2 separate regions of the Homo sapiens genome follow, and region 1 is linked to region 2. The links are chromatin contacts, found by Hi-C or POLR2A ChIA-PET in ENCODE. All regions are on one chromosome and are shown on one strand. Each heading gives the region's core, a stretch centred on a gene start or an enhancer-like site at or near the end of the contact. The rest is flanking DNA. Distances are from core to core; before and after follow the strand shown. Region 1 has its middle 64 kb from the start of KIF26B. Region 2 holds the start of HNRNPU (heterogeneous nuclear ribonucleoprotein U).

What was found. Hi-C counts contacts between places; a loop is a spot of excess contacts on that map. ChIA-PET counts read pairs that join two places held with the same protein, here RNA polymerase II (POLR2A). Pooled maps may share reads with other maps.
Region 1: a loop to region 2 is called in a map of endothelial cell of umbilical vein, with 7 times the contacts of the local background. The contact joins the enhancer-like site here to the promoter of HNRNPU in region 2. A Hi-C loop is called at or near these places in 1 of 168 maps with a recorded cell type or tissue (endothelial cell of umbilical vein) and 1 of 50 pooled maps. POLR2A ChIA-PET finds 5 or more read pairs at or near these places in 1 of 52 experiments (PC-3).

The regions. Positions count from the first base shown.
Region 1 is chr1:245,088,195-245,094,279 of GRCh38, forward strand. It overlaps a transcript of DRC8 not described here. Among named protein-coding and RNA genes, the nearest start is that of KIF26B, 64 kb to the right of the region's middle. Within about 2 kb of position 3,782, at least 11 of the 41 ENCODE cell types and tissues checked have a DNase peak (open chromatin) inside an H3K27ac peak, as active enhancers do; they include PC-3 and endothelial cell of umbilical vein, where a contact is called at or near this core.
Region 2 is chr1:244,863,293-244,868,923 of GRCh38, forward strand. HNRNPU (heterogeneous nuclear ribonucleoprotein U) reads right to left here and starts at 1,251. Exons shown (of 14, transcript NM_031844.3): 1 at 325-1,251. The coding sequence starts at 1,015. It overlaps LOC124904588 (UPF0764 protein C16orf89-like), which reads right to left. Exons shown (of 4, transcript XM_047439568.1): 3 at 1,371-1,439; 4 at 1,190-1,294. The coding sequence ends at 1,190. RefSeq lists silencers at 1-320, 1,301-1,400 and enhancers at 625-1,456, 1,457-2,287, 1,621-1,680, 5,379-5,631.

The sequences.
Region 1 (6,085 bases), core at 2,532-5,031, 230 kb after region 2:
TGCAATTCTCTCCGATCTTGGCATCTTATATGGCAACTATATGGCAACTTACAAGCAAAGGGGAAGATAAAGTAAAGGGAAGTGAACAATTTTCCAAACTTAGATATTCTGTTATAACAAGACACACACACACACACACACACACACACACACACGGGTCTCTATTTGAAGATGGCTTCACCACTATATGTGTGTATCTACATAGATGTAAACATTTAGAGTTGCTGTGAGCCTTCCTCAGGCATGTAGTCTTGCCCCCAAAAGAGGCGGCTGCTACCCAAGAGACTGTCGCTGTTCATTCATTCATGAAACACTGAAGGAGTACCATGAGATGATGTGCTGGGAACCGGAGTCCCTAACGAATCCAGGTCACAGTTTAGTGAGGGAAGCCTGCAAGGCAGTCAGCAGCCACATTTCAGATAGGGGCATGTTCAGGGTCCCGTGCAAGTGCCGAAGAGAGGCAGCTACTCAGCCTTGCAGGGAGAGAGCTTTCTGGAAGATGAAAGGTGCTAGTGAGCGGAGAAGGCTTCCCAGGACAGGAAGCTCCTGACTTTAAAACGAGTAGTTTAGTAAGTGGGTGGCGGGGCACAGGGCATTTCAGCAGGTGAGCAGCAAGTCCAGAAACCCTAGAGGTGTCATGAAACATGGAACCACCTGGGAATTGAAAGCAGCTCAGTATATTTGGAATGTGGGAGATTTGGGGGTCATGATGAGAGGTGAAATTGGAGTGGTAAACAGGAGCGGTATCATTAAGGATATCGGGTTAGGTGCTGAGTTAAGGTTTCAGTGTGAGAGTTTGGACTTTATTCTGAAGATCACAGAGAAAGATCATTTGTAAGCAGCATGGAAAATAGATTTGAAAGGTCAAGACTAGAAGTGAGACCAGTTTGTAGGCTATTTGGTTGGTGGGAGGGGATAGACTGGGAAAAGTCAAGCATGAATCCCAGGTTTCTGGCTCGGACGATGGGTAAAAGTGCCATTCATTCAGATAAGAAGTCCAAGGAGCAAGTGGGGCATTTGGTAAGCAAAATGATGAGGTTGGGTGCAGACACCTTGGGACACCCAAAGGGTGACATTCAATAATCAATTGGATATAGGAGGGAGATCTGGCTGGAGACCTGGATTTTGGAACTGTCAGCATGTAAGTAGTATTAATGCCTTGAAAGTAGAAGAGAAGACAGTCTAGAACAAAACCATGGGGGATATCAGCATTTACGGGAAGGCAGAGGAAGAAGAGCCCACAAAAGAGACTGGGAAGGAGAAGCCTGAGAAGAGGGAAAGCTGGAAAGAAGCATCTTGGATGCCAAGATCGGAGAGAATTGCAAGGAGGAGGCAGTGGCCATGCCAGATGTAGTGGAGAGGAGAGGGAAGTTAAAGACGGAAAAAACGTCCATTGGTGTTAGCAATGGAGAGTTCATTGAGGGCCTCTCCCACAGCAGATGTGGGGAAGCAACAGGGTATGGAGTTGAGTGGATGGAGTAAGGAATGGATGTGAGAAGGTTGCAGCCTGGAGGACAAGTTATTCGGCAGTGAAGAGGAGGAAACGGACAACAGGCTCGGGGAGTGATTTTTGGAAGATGGGTGGATGTAGCAAGTTCATTTCTAGTCCAAGGGCTGAGAGCCCACAGAGAAGGTGAAGGGAGGGGCCAGCTTCCAGAGCAATAAAGAGATTTAGGAACAATGAACCAACGCTTGTGGTCCCTACCTCATGGCCTCTGCTGCCTTTTGGAGAGGAAGGTAGTAGGTTATAGAGTTTCAAGAGAATGGTGTAATTTTGGAATATCTCTTGTGGGAAATGGGAGAAAGAGTTGAGAAAGAGCCCATGTAAGGATTTTCAAGAAACCCTGGAAGATTTTGTGCTCAGGAGCAAAAAAGAAAAGAAAAAGGTAGATTGTTGTACCAGGGTTAAGGTTTTGTCATGTGCGTGAGGTGGAAGGAATCAAAGGCCGAGGAATCTGGGAGAAAGCAGTTCCGATGGTGTCCGTGGGGCTAACGCATGAGGGAAAGACCCAGGTAGGAGGAGTGGGTAACAGGTAGGAGGAGTGGGTGACAGATGGGAGGGGGTGAGAGGGCTCGGGGCCCTAAAAGGGCAAGTGGCTGGTGTTGGTAGCAAGGGGTGGTCTTTCCTGCCTGAGTGATAATTCCTGAGTGATAATATGTTTCCCTTGAAATTTCGCTTCGATGTGTTCTTAGAGTGTTTCTTTTCTTCTCCTGTGTTATTATGTGAATAAATAGTAAGAGTGGCTGACGTTTGTTGACTGTTCCCTGCGTTGCAGGCACTGTCCTAAGTGCTTGACGTACATGAACTCATTTCATCCTCACATCCACCCATCGGTGCAGGTGCTATTAAGTTATCCCCATTTTAGAAAGGTGACAATCAAGAAGTTACACAGCAGTAAGTGGCTGTATCAGCTTTTTCTAGGTTATATTGTGATAACAAAACTCCCACGTGTCAGAGGTTTGCAAGAATGAAGCTTATTTCTGTTTACGTTTTTTTTTTTTGGTCAGCTGGGGTCATCCTGGACTCTGGCCTACGTGTCTTTGTCCTACTCATGGCCTAGAGAGGTAGGATGACCGTCTGTCCTGCTTTGCCCGTGGTAGTTCCAGACTATACCTGTCCCAGTGTAATTATTAATAGGTCTCCTTTGTACTCTTAGAAATGTTCCAGTTTAGATGATTAATATGTGGTCATCCCATTCAAAAAATAGTGAGTAAAAACGGTGGTGAGGAATCGTCACTTCTGGAAGGCTTCCTGACAGATAATTCCAGCAGTGGTAAGAATGGAAGGCATTTCTTCCTTCTCTAGTTTCCCAAGATCATTTTTTTCCCCAGGATAACCTGAGATTTTCCCAAGGTAAAATCCAAATAGAGACCTGATGTGCCACTGGCTCGGCCGTGCATGCTAGAATCACCAGCCAGAGATGAGGATGAACCGCGTGCCTTCAGGACAGGGCGGAGACGGAGGAGGAAAGGAGTGTGGTGATCCTCGGAACATCAGCAGACAGGCTGTTGATGATAGGAACACATTGCAGCGGGGAAGGAGGATGGCTGAGATATGAAATACCCTTCAAGGTGGACGCATACCCAGGGGCATGTCATTCGGTGGCAGGGGCCAGCACGGACATGCAGCACTGAGGCGTGTGCTAGCGCCCAGTGCGTCGACCCAGGCACGGACTTGTTTGGAGCATACAGGACAGCTCTGCGTTAAGACCTGTAAGCCATTAAAGAAGTACAGTCTGGTGAATGAACCCTAATCTCTTGATGATCAAGTGATGACATCATATTCTGTCTCCGAGGAGACACCCTCTTGCACAGAAGGCAGTAGAGGAAGCTTGCGTCGAGATTGCCTACCTCCCCAGCCCCACCTTCGAGGGTTCTTTCAAAAGTTCGGACTGATGTTCAACTTCACATCTTGTCTCAAGGCAATCCTCTCTGTTTAGTCTCATAGAGTTGGCTTTGTGGAATGTAATTCATTTTTATCTTTAGCACAAATTTGTCTGTTTCTTTTAAGGCCACCAGAAAGCACAACATAGACTCCCCACAGAAATCTCATTTTATCTCCTAAGTTGCAGAATAAACGTACCTTGTTTGCAAAGGGAACATTTTCCTTTACACTCAAATCACTTCAATGTGTATTTTGCCTCTTCAGCTCACTGACCTCGCCCGCAGCATCTGATGTAAGTCACCATATGCCATTTCCCGACTAGGAGAGTGCTTGGCCTCTTGTGCAGGAAGTTTGCTTACCCTCATGACTCCTGGCTTCCGCAGAGCCTGCCATACCCCACAGCTTGGCCGGGCCCTGTGGAAAGCCATCTCTATTCTCACACTGCTGGGGAAGGTGCATGACTCAGGACCCGACACACAGGCCTGAGAGTCTGGCGATCTTGTGCTCTGATCCCAGCTTCATGTGTGACTCACTCTGGATCAGGCGCTTCACTTCCTGTGCACCTCTGTCTGTAAAATAGAGAGCCCAGCTCTAGTCCTTCTCCCTCCTGAGAAGCAATGCAGAGATTTAGTCCCCTTTGCAGTCACCCAGTGTCTAAGTACCAAATGCCCAAGAGACAAAAAAGAGTCCAAGATAGCAGGCTAGTTGGGATTACGACTGTTCGTTAAGGGCAGGAGTATTTTCTGTGGGATGGAATGTGTTTAGATCTCTCTCTCCTAGTTTCCTGTCTTCCTTCCTTTCGCTTTTCTAAATCCTTCCATGTAAGAAAGTACCCTGTTTATACAGACAGTTCCTTGAAGATCAGTGTCACTACCTTACCCTCCTGGGCTGCTTAAATAAACGGAGAGCCTCATGGGTGCCAGGCATGGTGGCTGCCTCCTAGGCCTGCCTATTTCTGAAAGCATGGTTGCCAATCATCTGCTTCAGGAGCATCTGGAAGGAGGGTGTTAGAAATGGGAGGTGTGCCCCATTCCAGACCCCTGAAACAGAATCTCTGGAGGTAGGGTCCAGGAAACTTATATTTTTAATATTCTCAGGGGATCCTTATGCACGCTTGTGTGTAAAAAGCACTACCTGGGGCTCTGATATTGAATGAAAGTGTGGGATTTGGAGTTAGGCTCTGCTGCTTACTGATTACGTAATTGGCCCAGACATTTAATATTGCTGAGCTTCCCCGGAGGTCGAGGCTACAGTGAGCCATGATTGTACCACTGCACTCAGCCTGGGTGACAGAGAGAGACCTTGTCTCAAAAAAATAAAAAAATATTGCTGAGCTTCTGCATCTTAATTTGTAAAGTGGAAAAAACACTTTTCGGGGCTGGTGTGAAAATTAAATGAAATAATAAAAGTGAAAATGTTTAAAAAGCTGTAAGCTATGACACAAATAATTATTTACAGAAAGCCAGCTAGGCAGAGAGGGAGAGAGAAAAAGAGAGAGGGAGGGGCAGGGATGGAGATCTGCTGCCTGGGTGTGGACAGGGAGGTGGGGAAGTAGGTAAATAATAGAAAACTAATTGGAGAGAACGTGCGCATACCTGGGCTGCTGGTGGGGAGATAGCCGAGGTTTGCTGTCATGGTGCTATTAATTATAAGGCGTTAAGTTTATTTCTAGAATGTGAAAACAGGAGGCCTTAAGAGGTTTCTTTTTTTCTTCTTTTAAAAATGTGCTATCAGTCATGGTACTTTTAGAGCAGCAGGAATTATTTACCTCATCTAGTGGAGAAAACACTCTTAATCATTTGAAGAAACTGTTATTTTTCTTAAAAAAGAAAAATCAGGCCAAGCACAGTGGCTCATGCCTGTAATCCCAGCACTTTGGGAGGCTGAGGTGAGCGGTTCACTTAAGGTCAGGAGTATGAGACCAGCCCAGGCAACATGGTGAAACCCCGTCTCCACAAAAGTACAAAAATTAGCCAGGCGTGGTGGTGCACTTATAATCCCAGCTACTCGGGAGGCTGAGGCAGGAGAATTGCTTGAACCCGGGAGATAGAGGTTGCAGTGAGCCGAGATGGTGCCACTGCACTCCAGCCTGGGCGACAGAGCAAGACTCCATCTCACAAAAAAAAAAAAAAAGAAAGAAAAAGAAAAGAAAAGAAAAATCACAAGTTGAAAAATTGAGGCCAAACCTAGTTCTGTGGAGAAGGAGATAAGATAAAATAGCACACTATGAAAATCGGGCCATGGTTTTATATGTGTGGCAGGTCAAAATGCCAAATATATCTTGCTGGCTCCCCCCACACGCCCCGGCATTAAGTTTTCAGCTATTAGTAAGAAATCTCAAAAGAGGCTTCTAAGCATTTATCACCAAACTTAGGAAATGTACTGAAGTATAGGTGAGTATTGCATGACTTTAAATACAGCTTTTAAACATGTCAAGATGTGTTTCCATGCTCTGAATGCCTAGTTTTAAACTGTCTTGCTGGCTGGTAACCATTCCTGGTTACTAACTCAAGGTATGATCCGCACTTAGGCAAAGCTCACTGTTAATGAGAATAGAGGTAAGTCTATTTTCCAACTAGTCTTGATAATGTTTAAGTTTTCTTAGTTCTTCTTTATCAAATCCGATTAGCCTGTCTTTGTTCTTACACAACATGATGAAGAGCTCATCCTGGTGGAATTGTCGGCCCCACTGTTCTCGGA
Region 2 (5,631 bases), core at 1-2,500:
ACCGGGCTCCCTCCCGCCGCCCGCCCGCGGCTCCTCCCCCTACAGCGGCAGCTGCAGCTCCCCCCGGCTCTCGAGCCACATAATGGAGGCGCTGCCACCGCCGACACACACACACACACACACACACACGCGCGCGCGCACACACACGCCCCGAGCCCGAGGCCTCTCGGCTAATCTGGGATTCCCCGCGCCCCCTCCCCCACCCTCACCGCGGCGCCCTCCCGCCCGGGGCTCCCTCCCCCTGCGGGGCTCCGGCAGGCCTGGGGCACGGTCCCCACCCCGCGCGGGCCTCCCGCCGCGCGCAACGTACAACGCAGCACTCACCCGCCGCCGGAGCCCCGGGGCGACCGCCGCCTCCGCCGCCTTCCGCCTTCTTCTTACCTCCCGCCTGCTGCTGGCCCTGCCTCGCCCCGGGCGGCGCCACCGTCACCGCGAACAGCGAGGTGGGGCCGCTGCTCTTCCCCGCGGCCTCCTTGGCGGCCCCGCGCTGCTGTTGGGGCTGTTGCTGCTGCGTCGCCGGCGGTTGAGGCTGCTGCTCCCCGTGCCCGTTCTCGTCGCCCGCGCCTTCCTCTTCGTCCCCGAGCTCATCTTCCCCTTCCTGGAAACCCTGATCGTCGCCGTTCTCGTCTTCCGAGGCGGCCTCCTCCTCCTCCATCGGGCCCGAGTCGGCCGCCCCCGCGGCCCCGTTCTCCTCTCCTAGCTCCATCTGGTCGCCGTCCAGAGCGGAGATTCCTTCCTCCTCCTCTTCCTCTTCCTCCTCCTCTTCATCGCCGCCGGCCGCGGCCTCCTGCTCGAGGCCTGCTCCCGAGCGCCCAGCGGAATCCCCGCCCAGGTCTAGGCTGCCGTTCCCGGGCTCCATGGCGGGGCGGCCCCCGGCCTCCTCGTCGTCCAGCGCAGCCTGGAGTCGCTCCATGAGCTCGGCCTTGAGACCCTTGTCAGAAAGGCGTCGCTTCTTGAGCTCCTCTTTCAGCTCCGACACCTTCAGCTTTTTTACATTAACAGGCGAGGAACTCATGGTGAGGGCCCCGATTCACCGCTAGGCGCTGCCTCAAACTCGGCTCCGCTCACTCGGCCACTGGTGGCGGCTGCTGCGGCTGCTCCTCGGCCCGGGCGGCGGCTGCGGCTGCGGCTGGAGATGGGTTCGTGCTGCAGAGCGGATCCGCCTGGTGTCGAACGGCGCCAATTCCTTTCACCGAGTTCGCGAGGGAGACGCGGAGACTCGCCTGGCGCGAGCGAGCACGCAACGTCCTCTCGCAGGAGCGGCGCCGCGCACGTAATATAGGCGCCCCGCCCCCTGCGCTGACGGGAGCACTGCGCAGGAGGAAAGCCGGAGCGCGCCCGCGCTCGGCCCCGCCCATTACCGTACTTACCTCCCCGCCCCCACGCCGAACCCGGGCCGAGAGCGCGGTGGAGGCCGCGCAGTGCGCTTCCAATTGGGACTGAGCAAATGGAGGAAAAGGAAACCGCCTTTCAGTTCAACCGACTCACTGCATGATATATTGGCCTTTCTGGGTCTTTGGTGGCTATACTCGTTTGGCTTTTCTCCTTCCCAGCTTGGAGGCTGCTTTATCCAAATGCTTTCTTCAGTCCTCAACTTGGCGTTTCAACCCGAATCCGCCTTTTCTTCCATCTTAGATCTGCCTTCTTATGTGTTTCTCCAGCTCTTCGTTTAAAACTCCTTCAAATCGTATTTCAGTTTTGACTGGTATAGCATACATTGGCAACTGTTACACGCAGCGGCTCTTTTCCTCATAATACCGTATTTGGTTTAATTTGTGTAAGTCCTGCCTTGCGAATTGGATTTTAAGTTCGAGAAGGGCAAGGGCAGAACCGTTCTTTTGTCTGTTCCACACCCCGGGTGCGGGGCCTGGGAAGTAGAGGCTTTGCTTACTACTCCATACTGCAAACCTTAGTGTACCTGCCTTTGCAGGGCAGCTATTCTCATGCTCTTAATAACCCTGAATAAACCTCAGAATTGCATTTCCAAGTTTTCTGTAGCTACCACAAAGACGGACCTCCAGTAACACTTGTTCTGTCCACTTTAGGACCTGGTCATCAGCTACGAAGTCCCAGTAGCTAACCGTGAGGGTGAGACCCAACTAGGTCTTTGATTATAGGCCCACTTGATTCTCTTCCTATTCCTGTAGAAATACTCTTGACCAAATTATTCTGAAACTTAAAGTTTACGAAAAATCAAGGGCTGTGATTTTGTAAAAAGAAAAATGGACTATCGCTCTTGAAATCCGTTATTTTATATGTTAGAAGTTTACTTTTTCTCTTTAAAGAAAAGATGTGATGTCTCGAAGTTTTAGATAGGGAAGTCAGAATTTAGATTCGTGATAGAAGTTAACATTTTAAACCCTAGATAATCTGCAGTGTCCAGCCAGTGTTCCATCTGACTAAGGAGATGGTTTATACCCACTGTTTGGTGCTCTAGGTGGCACAATAATATTGCCCCATTATTAATTTGAAATTTGGAAGTAAACACATTGAAATTTCTCCCATAGGCTAATATGATTTAACTAATTGATACATTTTATTTTTGAAGTTTATTTTCGGTAGCTTTTATGAAGCATTCTACCATACCTTGCAGTCATGTATACGTGAAATATTAACACTTGTGAAATGATTTGACTTGAAATTAATGGACTATGTACAGTACTACTGATAATCCCCAGTTCAAGTTAAGTGGTGAGGATAGCCCCCAAAATAGAAACTTCCAAACAGTGCCAGAAACTCATTTTAGCCTTTGGTTATAATTTTGAAGGTTATGAATAAGCCACAAACTGGAATTTGAAATTTTGTCTTCGTTCAGAAATGGGAAGAGAGCTACAGGGGGTTTACATGTTCACAAACTAGATAACTAATCCCTTAATGAATCAGAGTTAAATACAATTATGATGGTTCCTTAAATTTATGTGTCCTAGATATTATTTACACCTTTAAATATTAGTTATATGAAAACAAATTTCATTTACTGGAAAACACTAAACTATGAAAACAAAGATTGTATATCTACATATAGTAGATCTGTAACAGTCACTCTTGGAACATTAAGTCAGTTGCAAAAATAAACATGAAATACAACTTTTGATGCTCACAAGAAAGTTCTATGGCTTTATCTCCAAAAGTTTTGGAGAACTTTAGAGCTGGATGGGGCCTGGAGATCGATCTGCAGTCCTGTTCATTTTACTGCCCAGGAAGCTGGGACCCTCACCCCCCACACCAATGGGCTTTCTATTACATTGTGCTGTCTTAGACAACATTTGAAAGAAAAACAATTTCTGCTCAAAGAACCATCATCATACTATCCTTTTCACAAACAGAGGAAATATGCCATTCCATAGTCTTATGTTACCACTTCAAAGTACAAATGGTGACATCTTATTGATCATTTTTGCTTCTTATATTTTTAATGCTATCATGATAGTCCTGCTCTACAGAGACCTGTTAAAGTGCAGGTCACTTCCTGTAAATCTCTGAAGGACCTCTAAGACAATTTAAATTCCCCCTGTGTCAAATCCTAGAGGCTACCAAGAATACCGCGTGCCGGAGGAGACAAGTTAATTCTCAATAACAAAAAATGATTCAAGAATGACCTATGAATAATTGATCTGTGAGAGGTAACTACAAAGTTTTGGTGCTCTGCATGTCTAGCTTACATTTTTGAGGTTTAAGCAAAGGAAATGCTATACTTTGTCACACAATTTATTCAGCAAATATTTTTTCAATACTTTCTCAAAAACATTTTATAGTCATAACGATGAGGCAGTTCCAGAGATCTACAGTTAACAAAGTATCCTGCACTTAAAAATTTGCTGGCCAGGCCCAGCGGCTCATGTCTGTAATCCCAGCACTTCGAGAGGCCGAGATGGGAAGATGGCTTGAGGCCAGGAGTTCGAAACCAGCCTGAGGAACACAGTGAGACTCCATCTCCACAAAAAATTAAAATTAGGTGGCTGTGGTGGTACGCCTGTAGTCCGAGCTACTCAAGGGGCTGAGGTAGCAGGATCACTTGACCCCCGGCAGTCAAGGCTGCAGTGAGCCGTGATTGTACCACTGCACTCTAACCTGGACCACAGAGGGAGACCCTGTCTCAAAAAAAAAAAAAAAGAAAAAAGAAAGAAAAAGAAAAAAACCCGTTAAGATCTTACGTTAAATATTCTCATTCCCCCCCGCCCCCCAAAAAAAACAAAACAAAACAAAAAACAAGATCGGGAGTGGTGGCTCACACCTGTAATCCCAGCACTTTGGGAGGCTGAGGTGGGCAGATCACCTGAGGTCAGGAGTTCGAGACCAGCCTGGCCAACATGTTGAAACCCCATCTCTACTAAAAACACAAAAAATAGCCAGGCGTGGTGGTGGCCGCCTGTAATCCCAGCTACTCAGGAGCCTGAGGCAGGAGAATCACTTGAACCTGGGAGGCGGAGGTTGCAGTGAGCTGAGACTGAGCCACTGAACTCCAGCCTGGGGGACAAAGCAAAACTTCGTCTCAAAAAAAAAAAAAAAAAAAAAAGGCCGGGCGCGGTGGCTCACGCCTATAATCCCAGCACTGTGGGAGGCCGAGGCGGGCGGATCATGAGGTCAGGAGATCAAGACCATCTTGGTTAACACAGTGAAACCCCATCTCTACTAAAAATACAAAAAATTAGCTGGGCGTGGCAGCGTGCGCCTGTAATACCAGCTACTCGGGAGGCTGAGGCAGGAGAATGGCGTGAACCCTGGAGGCGGAGCTTGCAGTGAGCCGAGATCGCACCACTGCACTCCAGCCCGGGCAACAGAGCGAGACTCCGTCTAAAAAAAAAAAAAAAAAGAAAGAAAGAAAGAAAAAGAAAAAGAGCCGGGAGCAGTGTGGGCTCAAGCCTGTAATCCCAGCACCTTGGGAGGCCAAGGCGGGCGGATCACCTGAGGTCGGGAGTTTGAGACCAGCCTGACCAACATGGTCTCTACTAAAAATACAAGATTAGCCGGGTTCGGTGGCAGGCGCCTGTAATCCCAGCTACTAGAGGGGCTCAGGCAGGAGAATCGCTTGAGCCTTGGAGGCAGAGGTTGCGGTGAGCCGAGATTGCGCCATTGCACTCCAGCCTGGGCAACAAGAGCAAAACTCCACCTCAAAAAAAAAAAAAAAGGGAAAATGAAAAAGAAAAAAAAGGACAAAGGTACACAAGGAAACTGTTGGAGGTAATGGATATGTTCATTTTCCTGAATGTGGTGATGGTAGCATGCGTGTGTATGTCTGTCCAAACTCACCAAATATGTATAGATTTATTAGTTATATGCAGGGTTTTCTTTTTTTTTGAGACAAAGTTTCACTTTGTTGCCCAGGCTGGAGTGCAGTGGAACCGTCTCAGCTCACTACAACCCCCGCCTCCCGGGTTCAAGCAATTCTTGTGCCTCAGCCTCCCTCGTAGCTGGGATCACAGGCGTTCACCACCACCCTCGGCTGATTTTTTTTTTTTTTTTTTTTTTGTATTTTTGTAGAGACAGGGTTTCACCATGTTGCCCAGGCTGGTCGTGAACTACTGAGCTCAGGCAATCCACCCATCTCGGCCTCCCAGAGTGCTAGGATTACAGGCGTGAGCCACCGTGCCCGGCCTATATGCAGTTATCGTATACCAATTATACCTCCAT